Regions from separate parts of the Homo sapiens genome. Here region 1 is linked to region 2. A link is an interaction called in ENCODE POLR2A ChIA-PET data of the cell type or tissue named here. Cell type or tissue: OCI-LY7. All regions are shown on one strand. Links, peaks and the distances in the headings refer to the core of each region. The heading gives the core; the rest is flanking DNA.

Region 1 (7,862 bases), core at 2,206-4,705, 95 kb after region 2:
GTCACTGCTGCGCACAACCAGGCTATATCACCTGTCTGTGCATTAGTGTCCTTGTCTGTATCTGAGGATAAAAACACTGCCTTTCTCATAGGGTTGATGCAAGGATTAAATGAGTGAACATTTAAAATCCTTAGAACACAGCCTGACACATAAAAGGTGCTTGATAACGGTTAGCCAAGATTATGTTTTATAATTATTTCTTGGCATTCTCCCCTCTGGGCTGTGAGCTGCTTCCTGTATTGTGCCTGGCTGTAGCTTTTTAATAACCAATTGCTGAATCAATGAATGAGAGAAAGAAAAAGGGGCCGGGTGTGTTGGCTCACACCTGTAATCCCAGTACTGTGGGAGGCTGAGATGGGTGGATCACCTGAGGTCGGGAGTTTGAGACCAGCCTGGTCAACATGGTGAAACTCCATCTCTACTAAAAATACAAAAATTAGCTGGGCATGGTGGTGGGCACCTGTAATCCCAGCTACTTGGGTGGCTGAAGCAAGAGAATCACTTGAATCTGGCAGGTGGAGGTTGCAGTGAGCTGAGATCACGCCATTGCACTCCAGCCTGGGCAACATGAGTGAAACTCCGCCTCAAAAAAAAAAAAAGAGAAGAAGAAGAAGAAAGAAAAGAAAAAGGGAGGGAAGGAGGGAAGATTAAAACATAGTTACTACTCTAAAGAAACTTACTGGCTAGTTGGGGGATATAAGATGCCCTAATATAGCAGTCCCCAACCTTTTTGGCACCAGGGAGTGGTTTCATGGAAGACAGTTTTTCAGTGGTAGGGGACATAGTTTTGGGATGAAACTGTTCCACCTTGGATCAGGCATTAGTTAGATTCCCATAAGGAGCGCGCATCCTAGATCCCTCACATGTGCAGTTCACAGTAGGGTTTGCACTCCTATGAGAATCTAATGCTGCAGCTGATGGGACAGGAGGGAGGCGAAGTCAGGCAGTAATGCCTGCTCGCCTGCCGCTCACCTCCTGCTGTGCAGCCGGTTCCTAACAGGCCCCGAACTGGTACCATAAGAGGTTCAGGGAAAGGAGGGATTTCTATGGGGGGGGAAAGGAGGTAGGTTCAATTGTTGCAATCAAAGGTGCCAAACTCCTATTTGTCACCATTTCAGATCCCACAGAGAAAGAGGAGTGTCAGGATCCGGTGTGCTTCTAAGAGACAGTCGTATAAGTGAAGTCTTCCTGCGGGACCCTACACTTTACCCCTGCTGAAATTTGCCTTTCCCTCAGGTGACATTTTGAGCTGCTTAACAGGAAACAGGCACTTTCAGAAGTACAATGACTGTCTAATGATTTCTGAGTGATTCCCTCCAGGGTGTCTAGATTTCTTCCTGGCTCTCAGAGGTAGAAGGAACTCTCAGAGGACATTTACCTGTCAGCTCCAGCACTAACACCCAGAACTCTTGCCTTCTAAAACATCGCAGGAAGTGGGGTGGCTGTTCCTGAAGCTGGCATCACTGAGCTGGTAGGAAGAGTTACCTTGAGTGAGCTGCTGTTGAATGTAAAACAGCTGTGCCATGTGCAGATGATTTCATCCTATGAGCTTCCTCACTCACTGTCAGAGGCCAGGCTTTATAAAGTATTGTCAATTGCTTTTACTGTTTTACTTATTTTTTGTTTTTTTGCATTAGGTACCCACTAAAGTCACCTGTCAAACTACATCTTGAAGCCAATTGCAGTCTTGAAATCCTGCTTTGTGGTGCAGGTTCTACTGCATAGAATGTTATATGAGTTAGCTCCTGCTGCTGATCAAACACCTCAAATTAATGGCTTAAAAGAATCATCATTGGTGGCCGGGTGTGGTGGCTCACTCCTGTAATCCCAGCACTTTGGGAGGCCAAGGCTGGCAGATCACCTGAGGTCAGGAGTTCAAAACCAGCTTGGCCAACATGGCGAAACCCCGTCTCTACTAAAAATACAAAAAGTAGCCAGGCGTGGTGATAGGCCCCTGTAATCTAGCTACTCGGGAGGCTGAGGCAGGAGAATCACTTGAACCTGGGAGGTGGAGGTTGCAGTGAGCCAAGATCGCACCATTGCACTCCAGCCTGGGTGACAGAGCAAGACTCCATCTCAAAAAAAAAAAAAATTCATCATAGGCTGGGCGCAGTGGCTCATGCCTGTAATCCCAGCACTTTGGGAGGCTGAGGTGAGAGGATCACTTGAGCCCAGGAGTTCGAGACCAGTCTGGGCAACATAATGAGACTCCATCTCTATATTAAAAAAAAAAAAAAAAGTAGTTGGACATGGTGACACGTGTCTGTAGTCCTAACTATTCAGGAGACTGAGGTAGGAGGATTGCTTGAGCCTGGGAGGTCGAGGCTGCAGTGAGCCATGATCTAGCCTTGGTGACAGAGTGAGACTCAAAAAAGAAGAAGAAGAAGAATCATTGTTTGCTCAGCAGTTCTGTATGTTGGCTCAGCTTGAATGGCTCATCTCTATTCCTTGTGGTGTTAGCTGGGCTCCCTTGTATATTTGGACCTCAGCTGGGATGTCTGGGACAGCTGGGGCCTGTCTCTGTGGGGTCTCACATCCTTCAGGAAGCGATTCCAAGCTTTTTCACTTGATGGCAGAAGGGTTCCCAGCAACAAGAGAAAGCAAGCCCCAATACACAATACGCAACAGTTTCTCCTTGTGTCATATTTGCTAATGTCCTATTGGCTGTAGCAAGTCAAGAGGCCAAGCCAGATTCCTTTTGGCGGGGACCACAGGAGGGTGTGGGTACAGGAAAGCATGATTGTCATGGGCCATTGCTGCAGTAGTTTATAACAAGGAGTTTATCTAGGATCTTGGGAGAAGGGAAAGCAGCATCATTCTTTAGAGAGTTGCCTGGGATAGATGCAGCCAGTGGTTAGAGAGCTCCACTCACCATCTGCATGGGCCCCTTTAGCCCCACTTCCCTCTGTGACCAGCAGCTACACATAAGCTTAAGCCATCTGGCTCACAGATTGATGGGCACTCAGTCCCACAGGAGCCACCAGGAGAATATGGCTGGATCAGCACAAATCTGATGTTAATGCTAGAAAAGGAACTCAGAGCTGGTATGCAATATAGCCCACGCAGATCTTTCGGCAGAGTGACATCTAAAATTCCCTGCAGTTTTCTCAGCCTGCCCTGAGTCTGAGCTGCATATTCATTCTGTTCGACAGCAATTCTGGGGTCTGCCTGTTCTTTGTTCCTCTAACCGTGCTGTGGACAACATTCTGAGGACAGCAAAGCCATGGAGGAGAGTTCGGGGAAGGGGGAGAATCAAAGACATGCCTACGAGACTGGACACCCAGATTCGTTAGTTGGGTTTGCTGCCCTTGCCTTTGATCTCCTGTGCAAGTGGAAGGGTGAGCTGATGGACTATTGACGCCTGGCTTCATCCTCGTTGTAACGATCTTATTTTCACTGTATATCCTTTCAGGGTTATGCCGACGTTAAAGATTTTATTTAGCAATTATTTGTGCTATCTCATCAAGATATTGCTGTGTGATGCTGCACCAAGAGACAATAATTCAGGAAATGATTTTAAGATCAGAAAGGTGTTTGGATTTAGAGTCTAGAATGAGTAGGAGAAGGAATAAAAAGGATCGATGGTCTTTGTGCCCTAGAATGATGCTGGGCCCTGGGCATCAAAGACACATTTATCACCCCCTTCTCTTTGTTTGTCTGAGCCAGGTGATATGGAGGGGGCTGATCTGGTATCAAAGAACATCTATCAAGTGCATTTAGGAAAATAATTCAAGGAGATGACTAGGCTTTCTGAGACATGATTACTGGGGAGGTGACCTTTATTGCAAGCCGTGAAGAGTAATTAAATTTGAGCAAGAAAGAAATTTCCATTCTTTTAGGCTGAGTTTATGAGAGTGTCTCAGATTAAGCAAATTCAACTGTCTTGGTCACTGAAAATCTCTTACTCTGTTGGGATTTTTGAAGGTTCTCGGTTAGCTAACATCAACATCATTGAGAAAGATGGCTTCAGTGACTGTGTCTGTATGTTTGTGCATACACGTGTGGCCTAGTAGGGAAACACAAGCAGAGCTCCACACCACCCTGTCCATCTCATGTCTGTCTTTTCCCAGTTTGAGATCCACAAACTGAGCTCATCTTGGCCACCATGGTGTCCCTAAGACTTTGTGTGTTGCACGACACTTATTAAGCACTTAAGAAGTCTTTGTTGAATGAATGAATCAAGAAAATCTGGAAGAGGAATTTTCTAAAAGTATCTTTAGTTGACAGTTTTTCTGGAATTAACCTAGACATTTTAATGGTCACAGAACAATGACTGATGATGTCATTTAAGTTCTTTTGGTTGAGCTGAGATAAGAAATGAAGCTGACAAAACAAGTGACCAGAGTTAAATTTATACACTATTAAAAACAAGTAAACACTCACTGCCAAAGACCCACACTCCTGAATGACTTAGATTACCAGCCTAGTGTAGTAAAATATTTATCGTTTTGTAGTGTATTAGTATTTTCCCAGAATTAAAATAGCTTATTGTATTTTCTAATTATTAAGTCAATATATACTCATGTAGAATGGTCAAACAATAAAACAGTTTAAAGAACTGAATAAAAGTATCCCTACTTCTGTGTTGTTACATTTTAAGAAAAATTTTTAAAATTTTCTTTTTAATTCTTAATTGTGGTAAAATACCCATAATGTAAAATGTACTTTTAATCACTTTTAAGTATAGTTCAGTAGGGTTAAGTATATTCACACTGTTGTGCAACCAATCTCTAGAACTTTCTGCAAAACTGATACTCTCCAACTCCCCCTTTCCCCCTCTCTCCAGCTCTGGGCAACCACCATTCTACTTTCTGTTTCTACGAATTTGACTACTCTGGGTACCTCATATATATGGAATAATATAGTGTTTGTCCTTTTGTGACTGGCTTCTTTCACTTAGCGCAGTGTCCCCAAGATTCATCCATGTTGTAGCATGTATCAGTACTTTTGCCCCTTTCAAGGCTGAGTAATACTCTCTTGTATGTATGTATAATACCACATTTTGTTTATCCATTCGCCATCGAGGGACATTTGGGTTGCTACTGTGAATACTGCTGCTGCTGTGGACATTGGTATTGGAATATCTTTTCACATGTGACTTTACCCACACAAACTTTACTTGTGCCTGAGCTCATACTGCATGTGCTGCGTCATACAGTAGTATACATGGACTTCGTCTCTTGTCAATTCTTTTTTTTTTTTTTTAAGACAGCATCTTGCTCTGTTGCCCAGGCTGGATGCAGTGCCATGATCTCGGCTCACTGCAACCTTCTCCTCCCAGGTTCAAGCGATTCCCCTGCTTCAGCCTCCCGAATAGCTGGGATTACGGGCATGCGCCACCACGCCCAGCTAATTTTCGTATTTTAGGAGAGAAGGGGTTTCACCATGTTGGCCAGGCTGGTCTTGAACTCCTAACCTCAAGTGATCCCCTGCCTCTCAAAGTGCTGGGATTACAGGTGTGAGCCGCTGCGCCCGGCAGTCTTGTCAGTTCATATGGATACACAGTACTCTTTTTTTACTATGTGTGCAATGTCCCCTTGTATGGATTCATCTGTTTGTGGCTGGACATTTTGGTTGTTTTCCATTTCTTTATGTTATGCCTCAGTAAACATGCAGAGACTTAGACCTTTGCACCCTTGCCTGGTAATAAAAATCCTAACAGTTGGGTCTTAGGCTGGATTCTCTAGAAGCAGAATCTGAGACAGGGACTTGGTTGTGAGTGATTTGCTGAGGGACTGTTCTAGAGTTGTCCTCTTTGGGACAAAGCGACAGGGCTTTTGTACTATCAGTCATTTATCTTGTAATCCCAGGCCTCTTGAGACCTTCAGCGAAAAGGATTTCTGTAGAAGGTGGTGGTTGTGAGCTTACAGGGCAGTCGGTAGTGGGGGCAGCCTCTAACACAGAGGATATGGGTTGAGGTATCACTGCGAGTGCTCATAACCTCTGTGGTCCTGTCTTTAGGCCTGGTGCTATGCTAAGTACATAAATGCAGTTCTAACAGTCCAATGTTGTAGGGGCTAGTAGTATATATCTACTCTACAAGTAACTTTCCCAGGGTCTACCAGCTAGCAAGGTGTGGTGGGATTGTAAGACACACTCAGGTCTGTCCAGTATTAAAGCCCGAGTCCTTTTATTGGTGGGCTGTAGAATGTAAAGTTTAATTCCTAGAAGCTGAATTTATGGACCAAGGAGATAGACATATTTATCCCAGTTTCTTTCCCTACCCCTTCTCCAAGTTATATCAACTTAGATGTCCTGTGATATTATATTTGACTGTTCTCCTGTCATCCCTGGGTCTTGTCAGTTTTTTAAGTATCTGCTAATCCAATTGATAGAGATTTTTTTTTGGCTTGATTTTCCTTACTTTTACAATTGCTGAGGCTGACACCCTTGCCCGTGTGGATTGGCCAGCTGTATTCTTCTCTTAAGGCCCAGTTTTTAGTCCGAGGGCCTTGGCTTCTTTTTTTTTTTTTTTTTGAGACCGAGTCTTGCTCTGTCACCCAGGCTGGAGTACAGTAGTGCAATCTCGGCTCACTGCAATCTCTGTCTCACAGGTTCATGTGACTCTCATTCCTCAGCCTCCCGAGTAGCTGGGATTACAGGTGCCCGCCACCACACCCAGCTACTTTTTGTATTTTTAGTAGAGATGGGGTTTCACCATGTTGGCCAGGCTGGTCTCAAACTCCTGACCTCAAATGATCCGCCTGCCTCGGCCTCCCCAAGTGCTGGCATTACAGGTGTGAGCCACTGTGCCCGGCTGGCCTTCACTCATTTTTGATGGTTCTTTGCATCCGGGTTTGAATTGTCCTAATCTCCCCCATGGATTTGAATGCTGCATTTATAGTACACTCGTTTTGCACCAGTGCTTTGTTCTATTTCTAGATTTCACAGAGGTAGGTGTGTAGTTGTTTTTGTTTGTTTGTTTGTTTGTTTTTTGAGACGGAGTCTCGCTCTGTCACCCAGGCTGGAGTGCAGTGGCGTGATCTCAACTCACTGCAACCTCTGCCTCCCAGGTTCAAGCGATTCTCCTGTCTCAGCCTCCTGAGTAGCTGGGACTACAGGCAAGTGCCACCATGCCCGGCTAATTTTTTGTATTTTTAATAGAGACGGGGTTTCATCCGGTTAGCCAGGATGGTCTTGACCTCCTGATCTTGTGATCCGCCCACCTTGGCCTCCCAAAGTGCTGGGATTACAGGCATGAGCCACTGCACCCGGCCACAGGTATCTAGTTTTATGCTAGTATCCCATCCTTTTGATTGCCATACACCTTTTTTTTTTTTTTTTTTTTTTGAGGCCGAGTCTCGCCTTGTCGCCCAGGCTGGAGTGCAATGGCGTGATCTTGGCTCACTGCAACCTCCGCCTCCCAAGTTCAAGTGATTCTCCTGCCTCAGCCTCCCGAGTAGCTGGGATTACATGCACATGCCACCATGCCTGACTAATTTTTTGTATTTTTAGTAGAGACAGGGTTTCACCATGTTGGCCAGGCTGGTCTCGAACTCCTGACCTGGCCTCCCAAAGTGCTGGGATTACAGGTATGAGCCACCGCACCGGCCCGATACACCTTATTTTTTAAAAGATACAAGGTATTTTTAAAGATCTTTTTTTTAAAAGATATAAGATTTTTTTTAAAAGATGTCAGGTTTTTTTTTTTTTTTTAGACGGAGTTTCGCGATTGTTGCCCAGGCTGGAATGCAATGGCGCGATCTTGGCTCACCACAACCTCTGCCTCCCGGGTTCAAGTGATTCTTCTGCCTCAGCCTCCTGAGTAGCTGAGATTACAGGTGTGCTCTGCCACGCCCGGCTAATTTTGTATTTTTAGTAGAGATGGGGTTTCTCCATATTGGTCAGGCTTGTCTCAAACT
Region 2 (7,862 bases), core at 2,524-5,023:
TCTCCCCTCCCTTCCCTTCCTTTTCCCTTCTCTTTCCCTTCCTTTCTTCTTTCCCTTCCCTTCTTTTTTTCCTTCTTCTTTCCCTTCTTCCTTCCCTTCCCTTCTCCCTTCCCTTCCCCCTTCTCTTCCGTTCCCTTCCCCCTTCTCTTCCGTTCCCTTCCCCCTTCTCTTCCATTCCCTTCCCTTCTTCCTTACCTTCTTCAAAACTTTTGAGACAGCATCTCACTCTGTTGCTCAGGCTGGAGTGCAGTGGTACAGTCATGGCTCACTGCAGCCTCAGCTTCTTGGGTTCAAGCAGTCCTCCCACTCAGCCTCCCAAGTAGCTGGGACTACAGGCACATGCCACCATGCCCGGCTAATTTTTGTATTTTTCATAGAGATGGGGTTTCGCCATGTTGCCCAGGCTGGTCTCAAACCCCTGGGCTCAAGTGATCCTCCTGCCTCAGCCTCCCAAAGTGGTGAGATTATAGGCGTGAGCCACCATGCCCAGCCTGTTCATTTGTTTTCTAGGTAGATGCTTGATTTTCTTACTGTTCGTTTGTGGGGGGAATTAAAACCTAACAGTTTTAAACCAAGCATATTGTTTTAGCGCTACGGAGAGTGGGAGACCTTTTTGGTTATCTTTACTGTTCTTTCTGTGTTACGTTGGGTGCTGGAGGGTTGAACATGCTTTGTGTCTGTAGGGGTCATTCTGTTTGTAAACGTACCACCTCCTCGTTTTCTTTTCTCATCAGATGTTATTTTACTCCGTGTTCTAGGTCATTGATAAAAATGGGGATGGTGGTGGGTCGGGGTGGAGGGATAGAATTCTATGGCATGTTTTGTTGAATTGAATTGAATTTGCTGTCTTGAAACTGGCAGTTGCTCTCCTGACTTTTTTCACCAGCTCTAATTTCAGTTAATGGCTTATCTTACATTCCCATGTATTCTGTGTGGTACCTGAAGTTACTTGCTTTTCTTCTGTTCTGGAAGAAAAAATAATTCACAGTAAAATTTAACGTACTTTAAAACTGGTCTCCTGGTCTCAAGCAATCGTCCCGCCTCAGCCTCCCAAAGTGCTGGGATTACAGGCGTGAGCCACCGTGCCTGGCCGGTGTTACTGGTCTTATTTTATTTAAGGGGCATCAGGTCACCTTGCTATATGAATGGCGGGCTGATTTTTCTCATCAGCCTATCTCTCTGTGGTGGAATTGTGGGATTGTGTTGCTTAGTGTGGGAGTCACAAGGTGGTGTTCCTGTGTAGCAGGGGTTCCATAGAGGCGGCAGAGGGAGGCAACAGGATCAGAGGGGTACAGTCTGCCTTTCTGTTTTGGGCCTCGCCAGCTCATCATTTCTTTGTGATGTCTTTACTAGGAGCCTTCACGTAAATGGGTCCAGTCATGCCTCCCAGTAAGAAGCCAGAAAGCTCAGGAATTAGTGTCTCCAGTGGACTGAGTCAGTGTTACGGGGGCAGCGGTTTCTCCAAGGCCCTTCAGGAAGACGATGACCTCGACTTTTCTCTGCCTGACATCCGATTAGAAGAGGGGGCCATGGAAGATGAAGAGCTGACCAACCTGAACTGGCTGCACGAGAGCAAGAACTTGCTGAAGAGCTTTGGGGAGTCGGTCCTCAGGAGTGTCAGCCCCGTCCAGGACCTGGACGATGACACCCCCCCATCCCCTGCCCACTCTGACATGCCCTACGATGCCAGGCAGAACCCCAACTGCAAACCCCCCTACTCCTTCAGCTGCCTCATATTTATGGCCATCGAGGACTCTCCAACCAAGCGCCTGCCAGTGAAGGATATCTACAACTGGATCTTGGAACATTTTCCGTATTTTGCAAATGCACCTACTGGGTGGAAAAACTCAGTGAGACACAATTTATCATTGAATAAGTGTTTTAAGAAAGTGGACAAAGAGAGGAGTCAGGTAAGCCTCTGTGTCTGGAACCCAAGGTTTTCTTTTTTTTTTTTTAATTTAAAATTTTTCTCTATTAAAAATGAATTTCTATTCACCACATTGAAGTAGCAGTTGTAAGTGGGTTTTAGTCTATTTAATTCATTTAGATAATTTTAAAGAATTTCCTTTCCCTAAGCCTATTAGTTATGTACTGTTTATTAGCATTTGTACTATTTGAGAGTTTCCCACTGATAGGGTTTCCATAAAGATAAAACAGTGGTTTACAGAATTGATTAGTTCTCAGTTAACATCCCTCAGTGTGGATGGGTCACTTTGGTTTTAGGGTCTTAACAAAGGTCAGTATTCCAAGGACAGCCATTAACCGTGAAGTATGTGTGTGTATATACACTGCCACCATGGGCTAGAGAAAAATGGTGTTTCTTTTTTTCCCTGAATATGAACTAGGAGAAGGGAAATTTCTCCAGTGTTCTGGCATAAGTGGACAGTGATGAACATTGAGAAGAGACTTGAGTATACTTACGCTCGCAGACTAAACAGACATGAGTTGCCCAGGTGACTGTCATGAAATCTGGTGTCTGTATAAGTGACAACTTTGAAATTCCCGGCTCAGAGTGAGGGTCCCATTAGAGACTGACTTTTAAAAAGTTTAATATTGACTTTAAAGCAGAGGTCCCCAATGTTTTTGGCACTAGGGACCCATTTTGTGGAGAGCCAAGGGGGATGGTTTTGGTATGAAACTGTTCTACTTCAGATCATCAGTCATTAGATTCTCATAAGAAGCACGCAACCTAGATCCGTTGCATACACAGTTCACAGTAGGGTTTGTGCTCCTATGAGAATCTAATGCCACCGCTGATCTGACAGGAGGTGGAGCTCAGGTGGCAATGCTGACCTCCTGCTGTGCAGCCCCGTTCCTAACAGACCACTGATTGGTACATGGCCCCAGGTTGGGGACCCCTGCTTTAAAGCCATAGTTTGTACTTCATGGTCAGTGAAAAGAAGACGGTTTTAATAATTTGCTTTCTTTTTCTTTCTTTTTTCTTTTTTCTTTTTTTTCCTCTTTTTTTTTGGGACCAGGGTCTTGCTCTGTCACCCAGGCTGGAGTGCAATGGTGTGATCACTGCCCACTGCAGCTTTGACCTCCTGGGCTTGAGTGATCCTCGCATCTCAGCCTTCGAACAAGCTGGGAGCACAGGTGTGTGCCACTACACCCTGCTAATTTTTATACTTTTTGTAGAGATGGTGTCTCACCATGCTGCCCAGGCTGGTCTCAAACTTCAGGGCTCAAGTGATTCAGCCACCTCGGCCTCCCAAAGTGCTGGGATTACAGGCATGAGCCACCACGCCTGGCCTATTTTTGTTTTAAGGAACATAATAGGTTTCGTAGAAATTGGGCAGCTGTTAAGAAGTGGAAAACAAAATTGTGATCTGACTTTGAGCCCTGAAAAGTAATGCAGCCGCGGTTAAGATAAATTGCCAGAGAAAGTTCCTTCCACTAAGTTTTCATGTGACTGTGTTTTCCCGCTTTGTGTGTTGTGTTAATAATGCTGCTGTGTGCAGCTGGGGTGCTGGTTCTCCCTCTTTTTGAAGTTCAGGTTCGGGCGCAGGACCACTGTTGTGTGGGATCAGTGGCTGTGCGGGGCTGGGGCCTTCAATTTCTTTCTCTCTGGCAACATGTCACCATTTCAAGTAGAATCTTGAGCCTGAGAATATTCTCCTTGTCTTTGGCATGGGAGAGTATGAATCAGGAAGTGGCCAACCGTATTGCTCCTTGCTCAAATTGGACGTGTTTGTGTGCAAATGCTCTTCACTCGGTTTCTGTTTGAGATGGGGGGTGGGGACGCGGGGCTTGGGGAGGGGTGTTGCCTGGGAGGAAAGATGTGGGCACTAAGGAGAGATTTACTTTGATCACTGGTGCAAATGATGCCTGGGTCGAGCGTGCAGATCTGAATATTCATAAGTTTCTGGTTCCCTCCTCCCCAGGTCCTTATTTTTGTGTAGCTGTAACCATCAAAGTATGCCCCTTTAATCAGGGAGAGGAATTTCCTTGACCATGAAGCTCTTTCTCCTTCCCTCCGTATCTCAGGTTGGGCATTTGGAGAGCCACCTCTGGACTTGGCTTTTTTTGAGTGCTTTAAGATTATTCTTTGAGCTTAGAGGACATTCATTGCTCCTCTGTAAAGAACCAGGTCTGTGGTATTTAAAGCTTCTGTATAGGTGGGTCTTTGTGGCAAGAAAGGGAAAGTCTTCAAAAGCAATTCCAGACTGAGAACGTGGAGAAGAAAGTGCTGCTCAGGTCCCCCAAAGCCTCACAGCAGTGATAAAGCAACAAACAGGGCGTTTAGTTTGGTGTAAAACGAGTCTGCAAGTTCCTGCATGCTTGAATCTTCGTGTTTGACATAATGCCGGTGCACATAGAAGTAATTTAGCAAATGCACACTCTGAAATGTTAGAAAAGACCAACGCCAAGGCGTGCAGCGAGACTTGGGAACATTATTCATCAGTCAGCCTTGGGAGTGACAAGTGGGTGTTGGATGCCCTGTGTTGAGGCACACTGGGAGGAGCTGTTCTCCCGCCATGCGACCCCCCCGTCCCCCACCGCTGGATTCTGGGAGTCATGTTTTCCAGGGATGAAGATTGTCAATCCGGATACATTCAGGTATCACCTGTTGAAAGAGAATGGTTTTAAAGACTTGAGATTGTTAATGTTATGAAACATTCAGTTCTGGCTTCCCAGCCATCCTGACCTGTGTTGACATGTTTCTGATCAAATGCCAGTCAGTTTTGTGGTTGGGAGTTTGTTCCCAGCATTTGCGATTCTGTGAGAACAAAGCAAGAGGTGTGAGTTTTTCCACTTTTCTCCTCTTTCTTGGGTTCCCCCAGGCCAGCTGCTGGCTGCTGTGAGAGGTGCAGGCTCCCAGGTATGCTCAGGTACACCCAGGTCCTTCCAGGGCATTGACCTGGCCCAGTCACTTGGGGTATGCTACTATGGCATTCTCCCTGATACTCTGCCCAGTGAAAGCTCCTTTAGCTCTATGGGTAAACTTGTTTTTTCCTATGAGATTTTATTTGGCGGGAGCTCCCACACTGAAGTTGCCTTCAACACAGTGACTAAATGCACCTGAAGGTTGGTGAGAAATACCTTAAATTGAACGAGAACATTGAAACCTTGCAAGTTGTATGCAGTGAATTAGCTATTCCACTTTTAATTTTCTTCTGAAAGTGAAGAATACGGTTAGGCTTGACGTAGCAGTGAAAATGTGGAATCCTGTGTGATCCCTGTCCCTGAGGGCTTGGAACACATACCCTGCTGGACAACTGTTTGGCTGGGATGTTGGGGAGGGAACATACTAGATTACATCACCTGTGGCACTTAAAAAACAATTCCCAGCCGGGCACGGTGACTCACACCTGTAATCCCAGCACTTTGGGAGGCCAAGGCGGGAGGATTGCTTGAGTGCAGGAGTTTGAGACCAGCCTGGGCAACATGTATGTCTCTACAAAAAATACAAAAATAATTGGCTGAGCATGATGGCATACTCCTGTAGTCCCAGCTACTCAGGAGGCTGAGATGGAAGGATGGTGTGAGCCCGGGAGGTGGAGGTTGCAGTGAGCCGAGATACAGCCTAGGTGACAGAGCCAGACCCTGTCTCAAAAAAAAAAAAAATTCCCGTTTTCTTGGGCCCCTTTCTGGAGATTGTGATTCATTAGGTGTGAGGTGGGTTGGGGAAAACTGGTAGTTCTGCTAAGCTTCCTAGGTGTTTCCAGCATGGAGCCAGGTTTGAGAATCCCTGAACTAGGTGCCCTCTTGAGGTCTTTCCAGTTGCTGAGATTTCATCAAGAGCATGTTCTCATGAATGAGTCAGTCAGGGCAAAAGAGACAGCTTGGCTTTCGTTTTATCTCTGAAAGGACTTCAGAAGATAAGAGTTTTATTTTTATTTTTGAATCACGGAAATTTTCAAACATACACAGAACTAGAATCGTATAATGACTTGATATACCCCCATAACACACATCCTGATTCAGTAGTTGACAAAGGTTTGTCACACTTATTTTATTTATTCTTTTTTGTTGTCGCTGTTTCTGAAGTTGTTTTTCGGTTTTTTGTTTTGAGACAGGGTTTCACTCTGTTGACCAGGCTGGAGCGCAGTGGCATAATCATGGCTTATTGCAGCCTCAGACTCTCATGCTCAAGCCTTAGCCTTAGCCTCCGAAGGGGGGACTACAAGTACATACCACCATGCCTGGCTAATTTTTTTTTTTTGTATTTTTCATAGAAACGGGGTTTCGCCATGTTGCCCTGGCTGGTCCCAAATTCCTGGCCTCAAGCAATCCTCCTGCCCCAGCCTCCCACAGTGCTGTGGATTATAGGCATGAGTCGCTGCACCCAGCCTTGCTGAAGTAGTTTGAAGCAGATGACATTTACAATTCAAACATTTCGGTATACATAAGAATAATTGACGGTTTCTTACATAACAACCATGCTCAAGTCCCCCCTAACAAAATGAACAATTATTTGGTGTTGCCTAATGCCAGGTCCATATTCAGATATCCCTGTTTACAAAATGTTTGTTTGAATTAGGGTCCAAATGTGGTTCCTGCAGTGCCTTTTGTGATGTTTCCTGTCTGTGTCAGTCTGCAGCACTCCTATGCCCTCTTTCCTTTTTCATTCCCTTCCCTGTTAAAAGAGACCCATGGCTTACACTATAGAGTACTTGCATTCTGTTTACTTCCTTGTGATTTCGTGTAACTTGCTTCTCTCTCTCCTTCTATTTCCTGTCAAATGGAAGGAAGTACGAACGTCTGGGTCACATTCTGGATATATCACTTCCAGAAGCCTGGTCATCCCCCTCTTGGGGAAGCTGAGATTGAGCCATGGGTTCACATGAGGTCACTGTTCCCTACTCTATAAAATTTCTCATTAGTTTTTTTTTTTTTTTTTTCATTTCGTCTATGGATGATCTGTGCCTAAATCAATTAAGGTAGAGTTTTAATGTCTGGGATTAAGTTTTACACTCCCTAAATACAGGTCTTACTTAGGAGTGTAAGATTAGCATGTACTAACCTCTCTGAGTACTTGTAAATGAGAAGTAGAATGCAGTTATTTTTTTCCAGACTGGATTATAAGGTATGTGTGTATTTCTATTTCTGTGCCTTTTTTTTTTAACCTTTCCTCTTGCTACTTGAACAAAAAACATTGTCATCAAAGGGTTTATAAAGGAAACACTGTACAAAAGTATGTTTATTATATCCAGAGCTGAGTGCTTTAAATACAATTTTAGCTTATAAATATAGGCATGCTTGCTTTGTGCTTTCCATATGCAGTATCTGATTTCTTCCTCACTAAACCCTATGAAGTAGGCCCTATTATTTTCTTTCTTAAAATAGATGATGAGTTAAGCTCTGAGTGGTTAAGTAACTTGCTAGAAGTTGCACAGCTAGCAAGTGCAGAACTTACTAGGAACCTAATTGGAAGGAACCTAATTCCTTCCAACTTTTTAAAAATTATTGATTTAATTTATTTTTGAGACAGGGTCTCTGTCACACAGGCTGGAGTACACTGGCATGATCATAGCTCACTGAAACCTTGAACTCCTGGGCTCAAGTGATCCTCCTGACTCAGCCTCCCAAGTAGCTGAGAATACAGGTGCATGCCACCACATCCAGCTAATTTCAAGATTTTTTTTTTTTGTAGGGCTGCGCACTGTGGCTCATACCTGTAATTCCAGCACTTTGGGAGGCCGAGGCAAGCAGATGACTTGAGCCCAGGAGTTTGAGACCAGCCTAGGCAACATGATGAAACTGCATCTCTGCAAAAGATAAAAAAATTAGCTGGGCATTGTGGCACGCACCTGTAGTCCCGGCTACTCAGGAGGCTGAGTTGGGAAGATCGCCTGGTGACAGAGCTAGATCCTGTCTCCAGAAATAATATATTTTTAGTAAAGGTGGGGTCTTGCTGT

Evidence for each region. ChIA-PET counts read pairs that join two places held together with the same protein. Peaks named below come from ENCODE experiments on the same cell type or tissue, not always from the same donor. Only the 100,000 strongest peaks of a DNase experiment are listed, where the experiment ranks them.
Region 1: POLR2A ChIA-PET joins it to region 2 with 5 read pairs; 6 of 35 experiments call an interaction of 5 or more read pairs at or near these places.

What each region holds. Positions count from the first base shown.
Region 1 is chr14:89,310,900-89,318,761 of GRCh38, reverse strand. All of the region lies in intron 3 of FOXN3 (forkhead box N3), which reads left to right. Among named protein-coding and RNA genes, the nearest start is that of FOXN3-AS3, 35 kb to the left of the region's middle. In OCI-LY7, for the core only: no CTCF peak of the experiment used is centred there; no DNase peak of the experiment used is centred there.
Region 2 is chr14:89,405,982-89,413,843 of GRCh38, reverse strand. FOXN3 (forkhead box N3) reads left to right here. Exons shown (of 6, transcript NM_005197.4): 2 at 1,354-1,910. The coding sequence starts at 1,368. Among named protein-coding and RNA genes, the nearest start is that of FOXN3, 7.3 kb to the left of the region's middle. In OCI-LY7, for the core only: no CTCF peak of the experiment used is centred there; a DNase peak (open chromatin) is centred at 3,746; H3K4me3 peaks cover 1,358 bases; H3K27ac peaks cover 1,373 bases.